Linked DNA regions of Homo sapiens: region 2 is linked to region 1. A link is an interaction called in ENCODE POLR2A ChIA-PET data of the cell type or tissue named here. Cell type or tissue: A673. All regions are shown on one strand. Links, peaks and the distances in the headings refer to the core of each region. The heading gives the core; the rest is flanking DNA.

What was found. Peaks named below come from ENCODE experiments on the same cell type or tissue, not always from the same donor. Only the 100,000 strongest peaks of a DNase experiment are listed, where the experiment ranks them.
Region 2: POLR2A ChIA-PET joins it to region 1 with 14 read pairs; 5 of 35 experiments call an interaction of 5 or more read pairs at or near these places.

Annotation. Positions count from the first base shown.
Region 1 is chr22:38,723,550-38,726,448 of GRCh38, forward strand. GTPBP1 (GTP binding protein 1) reads left to right here. Exons shown (of 12, transcript NM_004286.5): 6 at 748-862; 7 at 2,457-2,601; 8 at 2,709-2,891. Among named protein-coding and RNA genes, the nearest start is that of GTPBP1, 19 kb to the left of the region's middle. In A673, for the core only: a CTCF peak has its summit at 1,611 (motif pointing right); a DNase peak (open chromatin) is centred at 1,602.
Region 2 is chr22:38,801,489-38,804,387 of GRCh38, forward strand. No RefSeq gene overlaps it. Among named protein-coding and RNA genes, the nearest start is that of DNAL4, 8.8 kb to the left of the region's middle. In A673, for the core only: no CTCF peak of the experiment used is centred there; DNase peaks (open chromatin) are centred at 943 and 1,483; H3K4me3 peaks cover 637 bases; H3K27ac peaks cover 2,383 bases.

The DNA.
Region 1 (2,899 bases), core at 262-2,761:
TTGGCCTGAATTTCCATCAGCCCAGAATCTTCTGCTACTTCCTCCCCTATTTAGTTCTTGGTCTGAACACAGCCTAGAATTATCCTCTTCCTTGTTCCTTCTGGTTCCAAATGCAGAAATCTTGAGATCCTGAATCTGGCACCTCTTTTCAGGTGACCCCAGGCAGAAGGAGTTGGGCTCTACCAGCTAAGCTGGATATATACGGGGAAGTTTGGACAGAGGGTCTGATTACCTTTTGCCACCAAAGCTTTGACACAGGGTTGCAGGACTAAGCCTTCATGCCTTTCTCCCTCACTGCTAAAGATTGTAGAAAAGTATCCCTTTGGGAAGCCTCATAATAAGGGTCTCTGTAGACTTCTAAATGTCTAAGAGATCCTTTTTGTTGGATGAGATTTTTTTCCAGGAAGTAGTGCATTCTGAGAACTGAAGTGTGAAGTGAATTGTTTTTCTTGGGGACCCTCAAGTCACATGCTTACAGGAGGCAGGTCGTCTAGACACAAGAGAAATCTGCCAGGTTTCAGACGCAGAACCCTAGAAAAGAGGCCCCATCTGTGCTTTTCTTACTCTAGCAGCACCCAAAGTTTTGATCCTCCTTTTTGCTTCTCCAGGCATTGTGGCATTTAACACTGGTCCATCTATCTGTCTGTCTCCTGCTTGCATCAGTAATGAGTGGACCCATCTTGCTCTTAAAGCCTGGCCAAAGAGAAGGCTGTGTCCCCCTAATTCTGTTCCATTGCACCCTTTAAGAAACCCTGAAGCTGTTACAGCGCCTGCTGAAGTCACCAGGCTGCCGGAAGATCCCCGTGCTGGTGCAGAGCAAAGATGATGTGATTGTCACAGCCTCCAACTTCAGCTCTGAAAGGTAACGCGTGGGGAGCGCACACTTCAGACAGGCACCCTTGCAGGCAGGACCACAGTGAGTGATGGGCCTGGAATGGCTGTCAGTTTGGGCATAAGGTCTCATGAAAACACCACATCAACACCTCTCCCTATTCAGAGATCGGAGGAAATAGAAGCTTCCAATCTTAGCGCAGGGTCTCCCAAGCCAGCATTGTTGCCCAGGGGTAATATCACGTAACCCAGATTGTGAGGTGCTGGCATTCCTGGGGTTGGCATCCCGGCTGAGACTTCAGTGTCCTTATCTGTGAAATGGGAATAACATTCCCTTCCCTGTAGGGCTCCCGTGAATGTTGGAAATGAAGTATGTAGAGCACTTAATGCCCTGCCTGGCTGATGGATGGTAAATACACAGCCATTTTTGTAACTCAGTTTTTTATACTGTTGTTCCTCAAAAGCTCACTAATCAGATCAGTTTTGGCATTTACTCATTAATGTATTCTTTCATTCCATAAATATTTATTGGATGTTTGTTCTGCGAGACTCTTCATCTAGATGTTGAGGATTCAGAGTTGAATTGAACACAATCCTTGTCCTCAAGGTGTTCAGCTCCTTGGTGAGAGATGCTCTCTCGATAATGGTGAACTCTACTAACTCTGCCTGTTTGCCCAGAGCTTGGTCTATAGCGCCAGGCCCAGAGCAGCCTGGCTTTTTGCCTATGCCTCTGCCCTGATGTGATCTTCAGTACCATCAGTTAGCCTGCAGAGGGGGCACATTTCAGACAGCCCCATTTGAGCTTGTTGATATTCTTGAGTGCCTATTCTGTGCAGGCACTATTCTAGGAGCTGTGGGGAATGTGTAATTCGTGATCTCAAGGATTTTAATTCAGTCACCCTGAATAGGAGCAATAGAGGCCATTTACAGGACTCTGATGAAAAATCAGATGCAGTCATGTGTAATAGAGAAAAAGCTCTCCAGGAACTCAGAGGAGTCAAGAGTGTCCACCCAGGAAGGATTTCATGGAAGAAGTGGTATTTGAGATGAGCTCTGAAGGGTGAGAGGGCCTGGTAGTTGCATAAAAGGGAAAGAATTCAGGAAGGAAGGTCAGAGTGAGCAAATCCACAAGGGCAGAAAAGTTCCAAAGTTTTAGGAGAAGGGAGAGTTCTCTGGTGTGGCTGGAATATAGGAATTTGCGAGAAGTGAATCTGCAGAGATGGCTACAAGCCCAAGCCAAAGGGCTGTGAGTGTTGGGAGAGGGATTTGGGGTATCTTCTCTGTGGTGGAAAGGCGGTTAAGGATTTTAAGCAAGCATGCGTGTGTTTTAGGAAGAAGCAGTCATGAGGTTCCAAACTAGGGCAGTGGTGGAGGACAGAGAGGAGAGGACAGGTGTCAGAGACAGAACTGAGTGAGAGAAGAAGGCCTCAGAGTAGGGCTGGCCAGGAGCTTGCTAGGTCAGGGCAAAGAGGTCAAGCCCTTGGAGGCAGGTGAGGGAGAGGTGGAGTCATGAATAGTGGCATCTGCTCCTCGAGCCCTGTTGCTGCCCCTGGTCTGTGTCAGGGCAGGACCTGGTCTCCTGAGTGCCTCTCTCCTTTTTTCCTTCCTCTTCTCCCTCTGCTTAGGATGTGCCCGATATTCCAGATCTCCAACGTTACAGGCGAGAACCTAGATCTGCTGAAGATGTTCCTCAACCTCCTCTCCCCCCGCACCAGCTACAGGGAGGAGGAGCCTGCTGAGTTTCAGATTGATGACACCTACTCCGTCCCGGTAAGTGGCTCTGGGCGGGTAGCTGGGTGGGCACTTCCTACAGTGGCATCAGGGGGTGGGTCTGTGCTGGGGATGCACTTATGAGGCCAGGGTCTTCTCCTTGGCAGGGTGTGGGGACAGTGGTTTCGGGGACAACACTGAGAGGCCTGATCAAGCTGAATGACACGCTGCTGCTGGGCCCAGACCCCTTGGGTAACTTCCTGTCCATTGCTGTCAAATCCATCCATCGCAAGCGCATGCCTGTCAAGGAGGTGCGGGGTGGCCAGACAGCATCCTTTGCGCTGAAGAAGGTGAGTAG
Region 2 (2,899 bases), core at 261-2,760, 78 kb after region 1:
TAAAAACCAGGTGTGTGCGAGGGGTTCTATTTCCATGAAGGAGATAGGAGAACAGGTATTGATGTCCAACTAGCGCCTCTGCCACAGTGGGGCTTCGGAATAAGGCAGATGTGATTTCAAATCTCAGCTTCTCAGCTCTGTGATCTCAGCAAGTCACTAGACCTCTCTGAGCCCAACCCTCTTCATCTATAAAATGGGAAGGGTCATGAGGGTTGGATGGCATAACTTGCACGCAGCACTTTACGGGGGATTAAATGTCTGTCGCTCTCCTCTTTTCCCTCCAGCGAAAGGACTCATGCTTGAATTCTAGCCCTGTCTCTAAGGTTCTATGTGACCTAGACTCCTGGGTCCTCTTGCTGGAGGAAGAGGTATTTAAGGCTTGGCTGGAGGATCACTTAGCGGGAAGTTGAGAAGGAGATTTAAGATCATATAGGGGGCTGGACGCAAAGATCTGAACCTGAGATTATAGTATAGGTTTTTGACACCTGGGGTGAGTGTGTGTTGAGTGTTATGAAGCTTCTCCCGGGACAGCACACACACATGTTGCCCTACTCAGGCAAAACAGATAGACTTGAACAACAGCTTCTCTGTTCAGATACTGCAGGGATGTACCTCCAGTTCCACTATTTGAGTGTCACTTGTTTGTGTATATGGCTGCCTTGTTCTGGACTGAAAGCTCCTGGGAGCAGGAAAAATCATTATATTTATTGAGCAGCTGTTATTTGCCACTTGATTTATATTTTCTTGTTTAGTTCTCACTACCACCTAGCAAGAACAGTTTTATTGTCCCCATTTTGCAGATGGGGAAATTGAGGCTCTGAGTTTACTAGAGTCACCTGTCTCTCAGTAGCAGAGCCAGAATCTGAGCCCCAAACTGCATCATGAGAGCCCATTTTCTTCCTCCTGCACCATGCTCCCATTGCCTTGTTCATTTCCAAATCCCCAGCTCTCAGTATGGTTTCTAGAGCACAGGAAATGTTTAATGAATTCTTAAAATAGAGAAAGCCTTGTCGCCGGGAGTGGTGGCTCATGCCTGTAATCCCAGCACTTTGGGAGGCTGAGGTGGGTGGATCATTTGAGGTCAGGAGTTTGAGACCAGCCTGGCCAACATGGTGAAACCCTGTCTCTACTGAAAATACAAAAAGTAGCCAGGCATGGTGGTGCATGCCTGTAATCCCAGCTATTCGGGTGGCTGAGCACGAGAATCGCTTGAACCCCGGGAGGTGGAGGTTGGAAGCTGCAGTGAGCCGCGATTGCGCCACTGAACTCCAGCCTGGGAAACAGAGTGAGACTGTCTCAAAAAAAAAAAAAAAAAAAAAAAAAGAGAAAGCCTTGTGTGGACCAGAGTTGAGCGGAAGGGGAAGAGGTGTTAGGCTCTCCTACCCCCATCCCTGAGCACCTCTCACTCCATTCCTGACGAGGCAGTTCTCCAGTTTCCTGGGGGTTGCTTCATGCTAGGTCCAGATGACCCAAAGGTGGGGAATGTGGCTCAGCTGTAAGCTTGGATCCTTTCCCAGAGCACAGCTAGCTTCAGGCTAGCTGTGACAAAGTCTTTGTTACAGCTCCCTGGGGCTTGTTCTTGGAGCTCCCCACCCCGGGCACTCCCTAGCTCCCAGAACTTTCTCCCTGCCTTTCCCTCCCTCCCTCCCTCCCTCCCTTCCTTCCTTCCTTCCTTCCTTCCTTCCTTCCTTCCTTCCTTCCTTCCTTCCTTCCTCTCTCTCTTTCTTTTTCCTTCCTTCCTTCCTTCTCTCTTTCTCTCATTCTTTCTTTTTTTTCTTTTTTCTTTTTTTTTTAGACAGAGTCTCGCTCTGTCGCCCAGGCTGGAGTACAGTGGCGCGATCTCGGCTCACTGCAAGCTCCGCCTCCCGGGTTCACGCCATTCTCCTGCCTCAGCCTCCTGAGTAGCTGGGACTACAGGCACCTGCCACTAGGCCCGGCTAATTTTTTATATTTTTAGTAGAGATGGGGTTTCACCGTGGTAGCCAGGATGGTCTTGATCTCCTGACCTCGTGATCCGCCCACCTCAGCCTCCCAAAGTGCTGGGAATACAGGTGTGAGCCACTGCGCCCGGCCTCTTTCTCTTTCTCTCTCTCTCTCTTTTTCTTTTTCTCTTTCTTTCTTCCTTCCTTCCTTCCTTCCTTCCTTCCTTCCTTCCTTCCTTCCTTTCTTTCTTTCTCTCTTTCTCTCTCCCTCCCTCCCTTCCTTCTTTCCTTCTTTCTGTCTCTCTCTCTCTCTTTCTTTTCTTTTCTATATAGAGACAGAGTCTTGCTTTGTTGGCCAGGCTGGTATTGAACTCCTGGCCTTGAGTGATCCTCCGCCCTCAGCCTCCCAAAGTGCAGGGATTACAGGAATGAGCCACCATGCCAGGGCCCTTTCTCTTCTTTCTGCTTCACTGAAACTTAACCATCCTAAATCCTTATTTTAGAAGGAACCAATTTTTGGCTTTATTGGTTCTCTCTATAATATTTTTGTCTTCTGGCTGGGCGTAGTGGCTCATGTCTGTAATCCCAGAACTTTGGGAGGCCATGGGTGAATTACTTGAGGTCAGGAGTTTGAGACCAGCCTGGTCAACAGGGTGAAACCCCGTCTCTACTACAAATACAAAAATTAGCCGGGTGTGGTAGTGCCTGTAATCCCAGCTACTCAGGTGGCTGAGGCAGGAGAATCGCTTGAACCCGGGAGGTGGAGGTTGTAGTGAGCTGAGACCGCGCCACTAGTCTCCAGCCTGGGCAACAGAGTGAGACTCTATCTCAAAAAAGAAAAAAATTGTCTTCTATTGTATTAATTTCTGCTATTATCTTTATTACTTCCTCTACTTTCTTTCTGTTGGATTTACTCTTTCCAATTGCTTGAGATGGAGCCTTAATTGACTATCAGCCTTCCTTCTTTCCTAATGTAT